Linked DNA regions of Homo sapiens: region 1 is linked to region 2. A link is a loop called in an ENCODE intact Hi-C map of the cell type or tissue named here. Cell type or tissue: gastrocnemius medialis. All regions are shown on one strand. Each heading gives the region's core, and the rest is flanking DNA. Links, peaks and the distances in the headings are about the cores only. Region 1 overlaps MACROD2 (mono-ADP ribosylhydrolase 2). Region 2 holds the start of MACROD2 (mono-ADP ribosylhydrolase 2).

The links. Hi-C counts contacts between places; a loop is a spot of excess contacts. Peaks named below come from ENCODE experiments on the same cell type or tissue, not always from the same donor. Only the 100,000 strongest peaks of a DNase experiment are listed, where the experiment ranks them.
Region 1: it touches region 2 in a loop (9-fold over the local background); 8 of 110 quality-filtered maps call a loop at or near these places.

What each region holds. Positions count from the first base shown.
Region 1 is chr20:14,050,828-14,059,172 of GRCh38, reverse strand. All of the region lies in intron 2 of MACROD2 (mono-ADP ribosylhydrolase 2), which reads right to left. Among named protein-coding and RNA genes, the nearest start is that of MACROD2, 59 kb to the right of the region's middle. In gastrocnemius medialis, for the core only: a CTCF peak has its summit at 3,851 (motif pointing right); no DNase peak of the experiment used is centred there.
Region 2 is chr20:13,990,922-13,999,266 of GRCh38, reverse strand. It overlaps MACROD2 (mono-ADP ribosylhydrolase 2), which reads right to left and starts at 3,751. Exons shown (of 18, transcript NM_001351661.2): 1 at 3,458-3,751. The coding sequence starts at 3,503. It also overlaps a transcript of SEL1L2 not described here. In gastrocnemius medialis, for the core only: no CTCF peak of the experiment used is centred there; a DNase peak (open chromatin) is centred at 3,886; H3K4me3 peaks cover 2,305 bases; H3K27ac peaks cover 1,634 bases.

The DNA of each region.
Region 1 (8,345 bases), core at 312-8,311, 60 kb before region 2:
GGGAGAAGTTAAATTGTTTCACCTTAAACTGGGGAAATTAATGTATCTTTAATAGTGTTAATTCAAAAAATATAGGCTCAAATATTTGAAAAACATAGAAATAGTTTTCAGGAGAATTAAAGTTAACCCTCTACACACGTAGAAAGAAAACAGTTTGCATAACAGCAATGAAGCATGAGAAACTAAATGAATAAGCCAGCAGTTAAAATATGAATGAAAATGAATAAAACAGGCCAGACGCAGTGGCTCAAGCCTGTAATCCCAGCACTTTGGGAGGCTGAGATGGGCGGATCATGAGGTCAAGAGATCGAGACCATCCTGGCCAACATTGTGAAACCTCGTCTCTACTAAAAATACAAAAATTAGCTGGGTGTGGTGGCACATGCCTGTAGTCCCAGCTACTCAGGAGGCTGAGGCAGAAGAATTGCTTGAACCTGGGAGGCAGAGGTTGCAGTGAGCCGAGATCACGCCACTGCACTCCAGCCTGGTGACAGAGCGAGACTCTGTCTCAAAAAAAAAAAAAAAAGGTAAAAGGAAAAAAGAAAAAGAAAAAGAAAAATGAATAGAACTCCTCTAGTAAAAGTCAAAGAAAAAAGGAGTCAAAGACTCTCAATATAGGAAAAAACTCCATAAGGAAAAATTTTTTAAAAAAAGAGGGCAAAGATATAATCAACAAATGAAAATAAAAACAAAACCAAAATATAAGAGAAAAAAGTTTCATTTTTTTTTTTGTATTTTTCTAAATGTACCCTGCCATACAGAGGACAGAGAAGAGGTAGGACTGAATGTGAGAACATATAGGCAAACAATTAGCAGAGGGTATTATTCACTGACATTTTCAATAGGTAATACAATCGTGATTAAGTTTCACTGAATTTCTAGTTATTTTAATATTATTTAATAATAATATCCTCACACTAAAGCAGTATTTTTTGCTTACCGTAATTTGAGTTTTATTGAAGCATACATATATGCAGAAAAACTCACAAATCATAAATTTTACAACTCACTGAATTATCTCAAGGTCAGTATACCCATGTAACCACCACCCAAGTCAAGAAAAGGAACACTACTAATACCTAGAAGCCCAATACCACTTCCCAATCCCTATCCCTTCCTCATCCATAAAAGTAGCCACTAACCTGAGGTCTAATAACCAGTTTTGCCTGCTTTTGTATTTTATAGTTTTTAAATTCCTAGTTTTGCCTGCTTTTGAATTTTATATAGGGAATCATACACGGTAAGTATTTGTGTCTAGTTTATTTTGATCAACATCGGTTCATGTAATTTATCTTTGTTGTTGCACGGGGCCGCAATTCATGCATTTTTATTGCTGTACGCATTACTATACAGCACTGAATTAAATCTACCATAATCTGTTTACCCATTTTACTGCTGATGGCCATTTTTGTTTCCAGGTTTCGGCTAATACAAATAATGCTACTTTGAATGTTACTGTGCTTGCCTTTTAGTGGGTATCTGCATGAATTCCTATCGAAGTTGCTGGATATATGTATGTATACACATACCCACAGCTTTAGCAGGTGTTGCTAGTTTTCAGAAGTGATTTTTACAATTTATATTTTCCCACCAGCAGCAAAAAGAGAGGTGCATCGCTCTCCACTTTCTGCTAATACTTGGTACTGTCGATCTTTCTAATTTTAGCCATTCTGCTGAGTGTTAATATTATGTCTTTACAGTTTGAACTGACTGCTCAAATCTCTTTCCCATTTATTCTATTGGGTTGTCTGTCCTTTATACTGATGTAGGAGTTTACATAGTATGGATATAAGCCATCTGTCAGATATATATATTACAAGTATCTGCTGTTACTGTTTTGTTTTTCTCTTATCAGTAACTTTTGATGACAGAAATTCTTGAACTGTCAACAGTCCAGGTTATCAATCTTCCCTTTTATACCTGTGAGTTGTGTGTCCTGTTTAAGAAACATTTTCCTACTTCAAGATTATAAAGTACTGATACTTTCAGTCTGATAGAAAGATGTAAGATATTCTCTTATACTGTCCTCTAGGGGCTTATTTTACTTTTCACATTTAGATCTTCAATCAAATGTGCATGGTGGGAAGCAGGGATCAAGTTTCATTGTTTTTCCCATTTGGATATCCACATGATAAGCAATGTTTAATGAAAAGATTGAATATTTTTAATTGATGAAGAATAAAATATATTATGAAGATATCAATCACAAACTTCTAAGAATCAAATAATGTAGCAATAAAACGTTAAAAAACAATGAGAAAAATGACAAACACACAACAGTAATACAAAACTTTAATAAAATTATCATAAATACATGATAGCTGAAGCACATAAAAAAAAAAAGAGATCTGAATAAATATATAAAACTGTATACCCTTCAGAGGACTCACCTTCTTTGTCAGTGCTTGGGGCACATTTTAAATACTGATCTTATATGTATCACCAAAAAAGATTTTAATTCTCAAAAACCAGAAACTGTACATTCCTTATTCTCTGATTATATTATACTAAAAATGGAAAATAACAATTGTAAACACATACATTTCATCATTTTTAAATACCCTCTTAAGTAACTTTTAGATCAATGAGGAAATTGCAGCTACATTTTATTGAAAATCTAGAAAATAACAAAAACAGCATCTTCTATTATATGGCATTTACTCAAATCTGTAATTTAGAAGCAAATTTAGAGTAATAAAAGCTTTTGCACAAAAAGAAAAATGGAAGTACTAAGTTGTTAGAAAAACCTGGAAGACAAAAAAAACAGGTAAAATTATTTTTTCAGTTAGCAAGCAGAAGAATAAAATTCAAAGGGCCATTGCTTTAAAAAAACAATAAAATACATATATACCTCCAATCTAATTACAATCTAAAAACAGACAACACAAGACATAACATAAATGTAATGATAAAGGGGGTTTTGTCACATATGGAAGTCAAATATCATAAGAAAATTCTATACATAAGTGTTTGCTAATAATTTTTTTAAACTGAACAAAACAGACAATTCTTAAGGAAAACACAAATTATCATATTATCCAAAACCTGAGAAGACCAATAACTATAGAATAAACTGAAAAAGTCATGAAATAAATACCTCTATGAAAGGTCATGGGTAAAATCTAATTATATCATATATTACCCATTTACAATCTGCATAATCAATCAATCAACAGAAATGTCGGTAACACAGTCTGGGGTTCTTATTAAAAACTGGCATCCATTAATTCATTTACTCATTCAACAAATATATATCCAATGAGGACCCTGTGTGTACTGGCCTCTGCTAAATACCAGATACAAATATGTACAAGCCAAACATGATACCTGACCTCTAGAAGTTATAGAACACAAACAAGTAAACAGGTAATTACAACAAATTGAGATGTTATATAAGAGGAGAAGGGACAGGTTTAAAAAAAAAAAAAACAGTACTGATCCCTACTCTCAGCAATGTTGGGGAGAAGAGGGTGGAAGAGACAGCTGGTATATGTTGAATGCCTGCTCTTTGCTGTCTGTGTCAGGTGCCACAAAAAGACATTCTCATTCATTCCCAGTAAGAACTCTGGACAGGTAACTTGCCCTATGCCCAGACTGGTAAATGGACAAGTTTTAAGGATTCATAGTCAAATGTGTATATATATGTATTTTTTTTTTTTTTTTTTGCTCCTGAAACTTCTGATCTTTCCCTAATGCCATTAAAGGAGAATAAGAATAACTAATGGAAGAGCAATAAAAGAGAACACCAAACAAAGGCTGTGGCAAAGGATCAGTAGAGTCAAAAGAGAAAGACTGTAACAGGCTTACAAGTTAATTAATGCATTTTTGGAAATCGATCACTAGAGGGCGGCATTGCAAAGACTATGAATAACAAGTCACAAAAAAAAGAACCAGAGTAAAACTATAAAGAACGCCAATGTGTTTAATCCATTTGTAAGTACTTTTTAGAATGCTTAAAACATTATTTCATGTTTAAGACAAAATAAACGCATGTTTTTCTTTCTTAACCTGAAATGTGTAGAAAATATTTCCTTGGAGTTTCACAAAACAAAGACTACTGTAACATAGTAGATGAGTAAGTCCATAAATACAAAATCTAATTTTATAAACTAGCTTTGGTACAGCAGCTTCTCAGTTTGAAAATAATCATATCGACCTTTATGTTTTCTTTTGTCAACATACTAATATTAACAAAATTAACCCATATAGAACTATTTTCAGAAAGGCAGTCTATAAATAATTATATCATAGAGTCAGGAACCTGAACTTTGAGAAAGTGCCTTTAAATGAAAGGCAAAGACAGATAAATAATTCTTCTAAAATAAAATCACTGCCTGCATGTTCTCATCTCTGAGTACTTCACAATCCAGAGTTTTCTGGCCCCATTGAAATTGTTCTGGACAAATTTACCAGTGGCAATTCTTTACCAAATCTGAAGGATTCCTTGCACTTTTTATGTTTCTACACCTCTCTGTGACATCTGACACAACTGAACATTCTTCTTTAGTGAAACACTAATTTCTTGCATCCAGCATAACCCTCACCATTATACTTTTACTCTATTGGCTCCCTCCCTGGCCACTTTTAAAGTTTAAAAACTTCAAACCTTCTTAAACTTGGGGAGTTTAAAACTCAGCCCTTTTCTATCACATCTTTTCTTTAAACAAATCTTCATTACATGGAGCACTTGCCAAATCTCATTCTCCAGCCAACTTCTCATAACTGTGTGCTAGCTACCTCTGCTTATCTCTGCAGCTCCTCTTCTACCATCCAGCCTTCTACTCTAAGATGTTGCTACAGTAAATGGTCTACAACTTGCACTCAGCTGGAAACTCCCCTCTTGGAGCTCCCCCATCCACCTGCTTTTGGAATTCCTCCTCATCCTTATACATCTTGCTAAATTGTCATACACTCTACAAGTTTCCCCAGTATTCTCCAGGAATCATTCCCATCCTGGTAGCTTTCACTATTGGGTGGATCATACTAGATTCCAAATACTCATTTGGTTTTATTTCCCCACTCAATGTGGTGGGGGAGGCAGAAAAGTAAACAACCAATTACAATAAGTGCTTTAGATAATCCTGAAAGAGTACGATTACATACTAAAAAAATTAAAAACTAAATTTAAAAACCACCCACACAAACCAATTCGCAAGATGGTTTCTATATAACATAGTTACACTCTTAATTTCCAAGTATTAATTTACCGTTTAGGATCAGGGTTTATACCAACACCAAGCTCAACATTTAATAGAAAAAAATCAATATCCTTAATATTACAACATATTTACTATTTAAAAATTTTTATTTTGACATATGCACTAATATAAGGTCTGTTAAAATCTCAAGGAAAAGAGAAAATCATGATTACGCATCACAAAAAGCACAGTTATTTAAGTGTAAAAAATAAAATTTAAGTTCCATCACGCTATCTATGGGAAACAAAATTGAGAAAATTGACCACAATATGAATAGAAATCACCATACTTCATCTTGAAAAATTAGTATTTATTGACAAAAACCCACAATAGTTGGTTTTGAGCACTAAAGAATTTTAAAGTGGAAGTGAAGTACCTTACAAAGCTCTCGTGATAAACACACTGTACTTTTTAGGTTTGGGCAGATGCTATACATTTTCATTCATCCTTGGATGAAATGGAAGCAAAAGTACCTTCATTCACAGAGGACAAAGAGCAGCTCGGATTGTGAGAAGAGTTTATGACAACTGCCCACAGCAGAGACATAATTCCTAGGACTGAAGCACTAGCTGTTTTTCCACATTAAAAGAAGACCAGCGTTTTTCCATCAAGACCCACAAAATTCAATCATTCCTTAATTTACTCCCTTTTCAGTTTTCTACCTTCATTCACTCTAGGAAGGTCTCTTAGAGTTACATATACAACAAAAATACATATTTCTATCACCCTTTTTGTCTGTTTGCCTTCTCTCAAACAGTATTTCTTTTTCCTTCTTCAAAACAGACTTTTCTCAAAGGAGTCTTCAATGAGTCTTTCTTGATTCAAAATGGACTGGAAGACAAGGTGGGATAAAAGGCTCTTTTCCTAGAGCCCAAGCTAGAAAAAAAAAAAAAAAAGAAGAGGAGAAAATAATACAAAATTCTCTCTTAAGAGCAACATTACTTATTTTCACTGAAACAGAAAAGAAAAAAAAAAACTCTACTATTATATGGTTTCATTTCACTTACTTTACCTTGACCAATTTTATGCTCACTTATCTTTGTTTACTTCCACTTAACAGAGTTGTTACAGGAGTAAGTTCCAACTGCTGTAAGTTTTCAAAAACAACTTCCCCACATACTAATGCATACTTTTTATATTATCATTTAAAAAGGACAACAGAATTATGAATTATCAGCAATACAACTGAAGATAGTGTTTCTAAAACTTCAAATAAAAGAATTTCTTAGAAAACCTCTGAGAAATTCCCTGACATATGGTTTGCAAAAAAAAAAATCTGTTTGCAATTTTTTAAGCTGCAGTGAGGCTAGAGCTGTCCTGGAAGCCATTCTCTGAGCTCTTGGCACTTAAGTTTCTGGTATTCTAGAGAAAAATCAGGAACTTAAGACTTAGGGAGCTCCAGTTAATTAACTACTTAATTAAAACGCACAGCATTGTTAACATCTTCATGCCTGAGAAATAAATCAGAGTGTGAAATGGTTAAATAGCCAATTAACATAACCAAAGAAGAGATCATCAACAAGTTAGTTACAAATAAGATTTGTATTAAAAATATTCAAAATATTTAAAATTTAGTACAATTCACAGATCTAAACATTTCCCATTGGTTTCTAAGAGTTATTGATAGCTAATACTATTATGTCAGCATGCTGTGTACCTAAATGTTCCTGATGAATCATATTATCATGTAAATGAGTCTGCAATTCGAAAACTCTGATACAACTTAGTTATGAAGATGACAGAAAAGTTGTACGGGAACAGAAAAAGAAAAAAGACAGAAAGACACTAATATTCTTTCCTAATTTCTCTACCACCCTTGGAAAAGAAGGCCACTGCTCTACCCCAACACACCCATCTTCCTCTTCTCTCCCCCTCCCAACCCACTCTTCCAAGAAAGAGAACTATTTTGTCCCATAAAAACATAGCAATCAAGTAAAATATGTAAGAAGAATACCTGTAAGACTTTCTTTCCATAACTTGTTCCAGGCAAGGATCCTCAGGCACTCTTTCCCATGCCATCCTCCACCACTTCTTCAACCATGAGAGATGCATCCTGAATGATGGTGGAGGGTTCAGAAGTTTATAGTAGATGTGGCATATTGAAACCAAGGATCATATCCATCTCCTCACAAAAAGGATGGGCCTTTCAAGTGGTCCAGAATACCACTACAAACCTCTGTGATTATACTTACATGTTACTATTCTGATACTAATCAATTCCTAATCTCAACTCAAAAATACCCACCAGGATATACCTTTTGAATTTATAATTCTCTTTGTTTTTTCTCTTTACCATTCATTATTTTATTTATATGCTGACTCATTCCAAAAAAGATGATGGGTTGATACTATTATTAGTAAACCAATACCTAGAATTTAAAGATATCCTTACTTTACGTGATTCTCCCCATCTATATCATCTCTCACAAAATCTATGTGCAATAAGGAAATTATCAGTCACACCCTCACCCCCACCATACTTTGGGTAAAAGGGAAGGTTCAGAGAAGTGTGTGAAAATATACTTCTGTAAACGTCCAGGAATAATAGGGGAAGGAGACAACTGCTAAGAAGTAACAGAAAAGTACATGTTATAAAGAAAAGTATAGGTTGGAGATTATGTGTAAATTTAAATGGCTTATTTAGGTAACCACTTCTACCCTCATGTTGCTCTCCTCCCTTCCTCTCCAATGTAACTTGTAGTTCTTTCATTTTTTAAATAAAAATGTTCCTTTCAAAACAACATTATGTATTTTAAAAGAATTCCTCTCTCATTCCTCCATCCTTTCCTCAAAAGGTAACCATTATTAGTGTTTCATATCCTTTCACTCTTTCTTGTACACATTTGAACATGCATATAGATTTTAACCACAAATACCATACTATGCATACTGTTCTCACAACTTCCTTCTTCACTTAATATATCTTGACCATCTTTTCACAAGTATATTTCAATCTCACTCATCTTTTTAAATATTTATCTAATACGCCACGGCATTAGGTATTGTACTTAGTTACGTCTTTTCTCCCCTCCTCCTGTCTCCTCTGAAGACCTGGTTCCGTGCCCCATGTCACTTAAACACTTGTTCATATTTTTTATCTCCATCTTTTTATCTTTAGCTTCCAGTATGTTTCTTCAACTTTATTTC
Region 2 (8,345 bases), core at 241-8,240:
GAAAAGTGACTCTAAGGTGGAAGAGATCCGAGCACTGTTACAGGCAATGGAGAGGAACCTGAAGACACCAAGAAATTAAACATACCCAAGAAAGAATACATGATGGTGCAAGAACTCAAAGAAGATATGGGATAAAGAGCACAGCAGAAAGATTCATCTTACACACAAGGAAGAAAAGTCCTTCCTCTAAGATAGAACAAAGTCAAAAGGACATGTAAAGGAACAGACCAATGAGACTATGCAAGAGGATGTTAGGGCTGTTCATATTACATGGCATTTATTTTCTCTGTGAATTTTTTTTTTTTTTTTTTTGAGACGGAGTCTTGCTCTGTCATTCAGGCTGTAGTGCAGTGGCGCGATCTTAGCTCACTCCAACCTCTCCCACCTGGATTCAAGCGTTTCTCCTGCCTCAGCCTCCCGAGTAGCTGGGATTACAGGCGTGTGCCACCACGACCGGCTAATTTTTTGTATTTTTAGTAAAGACGGGGTTTCACCGTGTTCCCCAGGATGGTCTCAATCTCCTGACCTCATGATCCACCCGCCTCAGCCTCCCAAAGTGCTGGGATTACAGGTGTGAGCCACCGCGCCTAGCCCTTCTCTGTGAATTAAAAAGGCAATGTCATCTCTTTAGTATGGGGGATAGGGTCTTGAGAGAACAGGAAACTTGAAGGGAATGGTAAATTTAGAATTATCACATAAAGGCAGAAAAGGGAGATGATTAGCAGTATGCCAAAGCAGTGCTAAAAAAGCTCAGATCACAAATAAAAAATTATTACAATATTACTGAGCAGGTTAAAAGACATTATGAAGCAACTGACAGTTTTTGTGAATGTCAAAAGGTACATACAGAAATGCAACCTGGCCTCTGTTGTTCCAGTTATTTAAAAGTTGAAGTGTGAACACTTAAAAACGAGATCAATTTAAAACAAAACAATGAAATAAGTTGCAATACTTGAAAATGCACATTAGTGGTTCTGAATTAGGACTCAAAATACTAGATCAAACATGTTTATTTAAACATATGTGGTCTTCAGAACTCCTTAATTACTTGTTTAAACAATGAAACATACTGGAGGCCACAAATATATATGCATTTTCTTTGTCATTTCATAAAACTTTTATTTAAAGAATGCTTCACCTTTACAATGAGTCCTTTCTCTGTGAACCAAGCAATTAAGTAGGCAGACCTATTTATTAAATGGTATACTGAGTTAAAAATATGTTTATAGAATGCCTTGACATTTCAATGAGGTAGGTAAGCCTTCCTTTAGCTTTAAAGGACAGCTGCAAAAATACTATACCATCAGCTTCCCAGTGGGCTGAAAGGAAAAAGGTCATGCATCCCATCAGCTTCTCTAATACTAACTATGGTACTAGAAATCCTTAGCTCTTCCTTGGGGGTATAATATATATTTTATATTTAAATATTCCAAACATAGACATCCTGAAAAAAAGAAACACTGAGATATGCATTAAAGTCTTCGTATCGCAGTAACGTTTTCCTTTAACATTAAACTTCATGCAAAAATAACTTAGTTTTGGATAATTACTTGTTAATTGCCTTATTTAATGGTGCATTTGCTTCCTTAGGAAAAAAAATTGGTTATATATTCTCCATTATTAGAAGAAAAGAAATCAAGACATTAAAAAAGATTCTAAAATGCCTGCTGGTCACAGTCCAACTGTGTAGATGTTAAATGAAGGAAACATTATAACGTTATTACTTGAGGAACACTGTTTTTCTATTATGACAGAAAAATAGTTCTTAAGTACTCACTATAATTTCATCAATGATTCATGTTACTGAAAACAATGTCTATGTCTTCCACTGTTTTGCCCTCATTATCATCAATTATACAAAGCGAACATTTCAGCATCATCAATAAACATGGGCATAAATGATTTTTCAGTGCTCACAAGGCAAATCCTTGTTGAAAGTGTGTTGAAACTAAAGTAACTACTACTGAAAAAAACAAAGCAAAATTATTTTACACTACTTTATCTATCAGGCTATTACTCTCGACAGCATTTGATTTATAACACCAGAAGTGTTAGCTCTCTATAAACCCATAATTATTAAAACATAATTAAATGACTAAACTTTCAACATTTTTAAAGATCATTTTAATTGTGTTGTTCGGTTCTATTATTAAATCTTCCTGCAGTAAATTTGAAAAAAAAAATTCCCTCCTCACGCCTTTGTTCGTGCATTGTGGAAGCCGATCCTATATAGTGGATTCTTTTTCCACATTAATTCCCTTTCTTACCTCCACTGTTTTGCCTTCGTGTTCATAAAGGCCGGGACTTGCAATAAAAATCTACAGGTTTTAACGAACTATTAACAAGGAAATCAACTTGATACCTAGTCACCCCTATATCCTTTTGTAAAGATGAGGTACCAGGAGAAATGCGCACTACCCTCAATAGACCTCACCCTTGCTATACAGGTTTTAGTTTATTTTAGCAATAGGAGTGCAAGAAGTTTTTGCTACATTTCTGTAAATAGCTAAAGAATGAAAAGGAAAGAGGTGTGAAAAGGAGGGTGAAAAACGCCAGAGACACTCAAGTTAGAATATTACCAAACTGTGATGGGATAAGCGGGAGATCTTGGTGGGAGACGCTGGATCGTACACTTGTGTTTCTTAAAGAATCAGTGCCACTGTCAATCTAGCTGATTTAGATAAACCTTATACGCACAAAATTCAGAGATGGGTTCATACAGAGTGACATTAGTCACAAAATCTTACTCTGAGCAACTTCAGCCCATGAATGGGGATGGAATACAGAGAAACACACTGTTGGGAGAACAGCCCATTCAGACTTCTCTGAAGGCACTTATCCTCACGGACAACACGCTCGTTTTAGGGCTCCCCTAGAGTTCCAGGTTTCAAAAGTCACGCTGCGGCAGCGAAGGAAGGAAACCTAGACAAGGGGTAAACACCCGATGGTGGGTACGCTTTGCCATTCGGGGGCTGGGGGGACAGGGGCGAGAAGGAAAGAAATGAGGGTGCACGGAGCGCGGAGGCACAGCGGCAGCTGCAGCCTGAGCGCCCGCCGACGGGCACCTGTCCGCGGGACACCCAGGCCGGCAGTGCCCAAGTCCCAGCTGCGGTGCAGAGGAACTTGTGCCGCGCCCGGGGCTGCCGCCTGGGGGTCCCCGCCGCAAGCGAGGCGAACGCAGCACCGCCTCGGGAGAAGGTGACGGGGTGCCGAGGGCAACAGAGAGGGGCGTGCGCCCACACGTGCGCGAGCTGCAGGTGCCCAGGGGCGGCGCGTGCACGCCGGAGTGCGCGCGAGTGTGCGCGTGTGTACACACGGACACCGGAGGGAGGCGGCACCGGCCGGGAGGGCGCGAGGCGGGAGCTCGGGCGGAGGGCGCCGCGGCACACACAGCCTGACCCCCGCCCCCACCCTAACCCCCACCGCCCGCACCCCCAGGACTCGACGGGCCGGTTACCTTTCTCCTCTCTCCACACCTTTTTCTTCTTGTTGCTGGGGTACATGTTGCCGTGGGGGTGGCTGGCTTTAAGCTGCAAGTTCCCCAGGCTCACGGGCAAACAGGGTGTGTGTGGAGTGGGAGGGGTGGGAGGGGGCACTCAGCAGGGAAAAAGTGAAAGAGGCTCTGCGTCCTGCGCTGCTCGCCGCTCGCCGCTCTCCAGTCGCCGCCCTCCTCCCTCAGCCCGCGCTCGGCTCCGGCTCCCACCCGCCTCAGCCCCGCGGACGCCGCCACAGCAGCACCTCAGAGCCTGTCAACTAGGTCACGCCTCGCGCTAACCTAACACCCGCGCAGGCACCGCCTACCAGCCGCTAGGCAGCGCCGCCTCCCATTGGCTGCACTGCCCGCCGCTCTCCGTGTTCTAGCCACGGCGCGCCCCAACTTGGGCCCCAGGGCGCACGCGCAGGCGCAGGCTCGGGCTCGACGCCGACGACGCTAGGGAGCTGGAGGGGGCGGAGCCAGGGAGCGAGGGGGCGGAGCCAGGGAGCGAGGGGGCTGGAGCTGTCCTCGAGACGTGGGCGCGGCGTGAAGCCGACGCCTAGTGGGAGAGGGAGGTGGACCGCGCTTACCGCTGGCCTCTTGGAAGACTTGAGGGCGTGGCCTGTAGAGCCAGGTGCGCCAAGTGACAGGCGAGCTAGCGGAAAGCCGCCTCAGGGACTTGGAGGATGTAGAAGTGGGAGGAGACCGAGGGTCAACACGAATTGTCCGTGCTCACTCCAACTGCCCTGTTGAGGAGGATTTTCACCAGGTAATCTGATGCTTTCCTCTGGGTGGGCAACTAAAAAAGACCAAAAGAAATGAAAGTATTGGCAAATGGTTCCACATCGTATGCAGTTGGCTCCTCAAACCTGTAGTGAAAATTACAAATTTCATTGGAATTTGGTGAAGTTTAGAAAGAACAAATGTAGACTGCGATACTCAAGACGGTTTTAAGAACCAAGAAGTTGCGGACAACCAAAATGTTATATTGAAAACACGTCTTACGTCAAAACAAATCCAGATGCCTGTTAACCAGAGCCGAGTGGTCTTACTTTATTCTACCAATTGCTTAATGTTAAGACGCAGGTCCAAAAAGCTGGCTTGATTCTGGATAATACTCACCTGGCGGGTTCTGAAAATCCAGTTTCACTAAAGTCCGCCACATGAGTAGGGTGACCTATAATTTAGAAGTTTGGTACCCTCCCCCCAAATTTGTTGTGTTTCTATATATCAGATCATCTTCAAGGCTAATTGAGTGGATGTTGTAAATCCACATTTATTTGGCAGTTTGGGTACTTGTTATATATATTGGGCAAATAATTATTTGGAACACATTTTTAAAAAATAATAGAAGAGAAAAGGAAGAAAGGGGGGAGGCCCCAAAAAGAATTGTAAAGAATGGAATATTTTTAGTAGTAGGACACTCTCATAAGGATGATTCACAACATGGTAAGGTAATTTTTGTTTTGTCTTTTTTTTTTTTTTTTTTTTTTTTTGAGGCAGAGTTTCACTCTTGTCCCCCAGCTGGAGGGCAATGGCTCCATCTCAGCTCACTGCAACCTCTTTCTGCCAGGTTCAAGCAATTCTCCTGCCTCAGCCTCTGGAGTAGCTGAGATTACAGGCATGCGCCACCATGCCTGGCTAATTTTGTATTTTTTTAGTAAACATGGGTTTTCACCGTGTTGGCCAGGCTGGTCTTGACCTCCTGACCTCAAGTGATCCCAAAGTGCTGGGATTACAGGCGTGAGCCACCGTGCCCAGCCTGTTTTTCTTTTAATGCTGTGAAATACGAAAAAAAATAGATTTGGGATAAATAAAGAAGGCTTCAAGAAGGAAGTGACATTTGAGCTAGTAATAAAAATATGTACTTATTTATTGGCACTAGAAATAGAAAGAGGTCTTTGATTAGAGACATTACCAGGGAAGAATAAATAAAACCTGATAATGCAATAGATTTTGAAAGAAAGGTGAGGAAGAAAAGAAAAACATTTCATAGGATGGGTAAGGGGGCAAAATAGCAATGCTAATATTAAGCAATATGGGAACAGTTGCAGATTTTGTAGAAAAGATATTGACTTCTTATGTAGAAATGTGAAAGGTAAGACAAGTACATCATACTAGACACCTTCCCTTCAACAGAGAAGCTGTTTGCACTCCAGCCTCCAGCCAGTCCTTCCACATGTGCTTTCTTAGGAACATTACACTATTGATTATCTTTTCTTTCATGTCAGCTCAAAGAACTGGAACTTTTATTGTGTGAAAGCACATTAAAAGTATGTAGAGGGCATTTGTTCCAGCATTTAGTATTAATCACTCTGACAAAATACCATTATCATTCAAAACTGTTAAATATTTAACATCCCTAAAGTACTTGAAATGTGCCGTGTACCAAACTGAACTCATGCTCCTTCTCCCAGTTTTCCCCATCTCTTCGAATGGCTCCATTACCCGTTTAGTTGAAAAATCTGGAAACCTAAGCACCATCCCTGGTACCTCTTATAACTTCACTCTCATATCAAATCGGTTGCTATACCTACGCAATTTTATTGAGCGGTCTGTATAAGTCTGGAATCACTACTTTCCAACAGCATTGCAGTAAACTTAGTCTGAATTTAGCTGGACTATTGCAAAGACTTCCTAAGTGGCCTTCATGCCCACTGTTGCCCCTCTTCTGTCCATTGTCTAGACTGCATCTAGTGATACCTTGTCAGAAGTGATCACGTCTTCTCACTTCTGTAAGTCATTCAATGACTTTCTGGTGGTCTTTACTATGGACTGACTTACGTGCACCCAAAATTCATATGTTGAAGCCCTAATCTCCAATGTGACTAAATGTGGAGATTAGGTCTTTACGAAGTAATTAAGTTTAAATGAGGTCATAAGGGTGAGTGAGGTTAATAGGACTGAGGCCTTATAAGAAGAGGGAGATCTCTTTCATCCTCTCCTCCCACCCCCTTTCCCTGCTATATGAGGACACAGCAAGAAGGTAGCCATCTTGCAAGCAGGAAGAAGACCCTCACCAGAACCTGGTCTCAGATTTCTAGCCATCAGAACTGAGAAAATTAATTTCTGCTGTGTAAAGTCACCCAGTCTATATTATTTTGTTGCATACAGGCTAATACAGTCTTTTTATAACAATTAAATTATTAAGAATGGAGTGACTATCACCTACTAACCCAGCCTTATTTTATACTATGCTCCATACCACCCCCATTCCCCAGTCTCTGATTCCAGCCCACAGAGCATCATTTCATGTTCTGGAACACCATATAGCCTTTTTCTTTTTTGAGACGGAGTTTCACCCTTGTTGCCCAGGCTGGAATGCAATGGCGCGATCTTGGCTCACTGCAACCTCTGCCTCCCAGGTTCAAGCAATTCTCCTGCCTCAGCCTCCCGAGTAGCTGAGATGACAGGCATCTACCACCATGCCCGGCTAATTTTTGTATTTTTAGTAGAGACGGGATTTCACCATGTTGGCCAGGCTGGTCTTGAACTCCTGACCTCAGATGACCCACCTGCCTCAGCCTCCCAAAGTACTGGGATTACAGGCATGAACCACGGCACCCAGCCCACATAGCCTCTTAACATGTTCATTGCAACACCTGGGACATGATTTGTTTAGCTGACTCACTCTCGTTCTTCATATTTCAGCTTGAACATCACTCCCTAGCAAAGCCTTCCCTGACTCTGACCCTACCTGACCTTTGTTTGCCGCTTCCCCTTATATGCCTTCATTGCTCATTGATTTTCCTATAAAGAAGTTTGGGTTTGTTGTTGTTGTTTTGAGATGGAGTCTCACTCTGTCGCTCAGGCTGCATTGCAGTGGCACAATCTCTGCTCACTGCAACCTCCACCCCTCAGGCCCCTGGCCCCAGGATTCAAGCACTTCTCATGCCTCAGCCTCCTGAGTACCTGAAACTACAGGCGCATACCACCACGTCCAGCTAATTTTTGTATTTTTAGTAGACACGGGGTTTCGCCATGGTGGTCAGCCTGGTCTCGAACTCCTGGCCTCAAGTAATCCAACTGCCTTAGGCTCCCAAAGTGCTGGGATTACAAGTGTGAGCTGCCACGCCCAGCCAACATTAAGGATCTTGAGAGAGAGAGAGATTGTTCTGGATCATGTTGGTGGGCCCTAAATGTAATCACAAGTATCTTTATAAGAGGGGCACAAAGGGAGATTAAACTACAGAAGGCAAGTGATGACTGAGCAGAGACTGAAATGATGTGGTCACAAATCAAGGAATGCTGGCAGCCACTTAGAAGCTGAAAAATTCCAGGCCAAGAATGGATTCTTCCCTGGAGCCTCCAGGAGGAGCTAGCCTTGTCTTTGATTTTAGCCCTGTAAGAATGGTTTTGGAATTCTGGTCTCTAGAACTATGAGAGAATAAATTCCTGTTGTTTTAACCCATTACGTTTGTGGTAATTTGTTATCACAGCAATGGGAAACTAATAAAAGGAATAAAACTGTAAATTCAAAACAATAAAATGTCTATTTCTAAAGTAATGACCTGGACAGACTGTAAAAGTTGGATATTTTTTGTAGGCATAATTTCTCAACTAGCTCTGTGCCTTGGATATTTTTAATATTTATATGTTTTCCCTAAATATTCATTTTGATTTCTCGTAGCTTTGAAGGTACCACTTGTGAGATGTCTGTATTATCTGAGGTATGTAAAGACATTGTTAAACAGTCTTTGTTTGCCTTTGTTCCAGTAAATCCTCAGCAGTTTCTAACTGGAAAAGAGGATAAAGATTTTCATCCAGATTGGGAACAAAGCAGACTTGGCCCATTGTTTCTTTTCCGCCATAGCCTAGAGATACCAGCTTACAGGATGATGTCAGATCAGTTCATGTACCTTAATTGTGT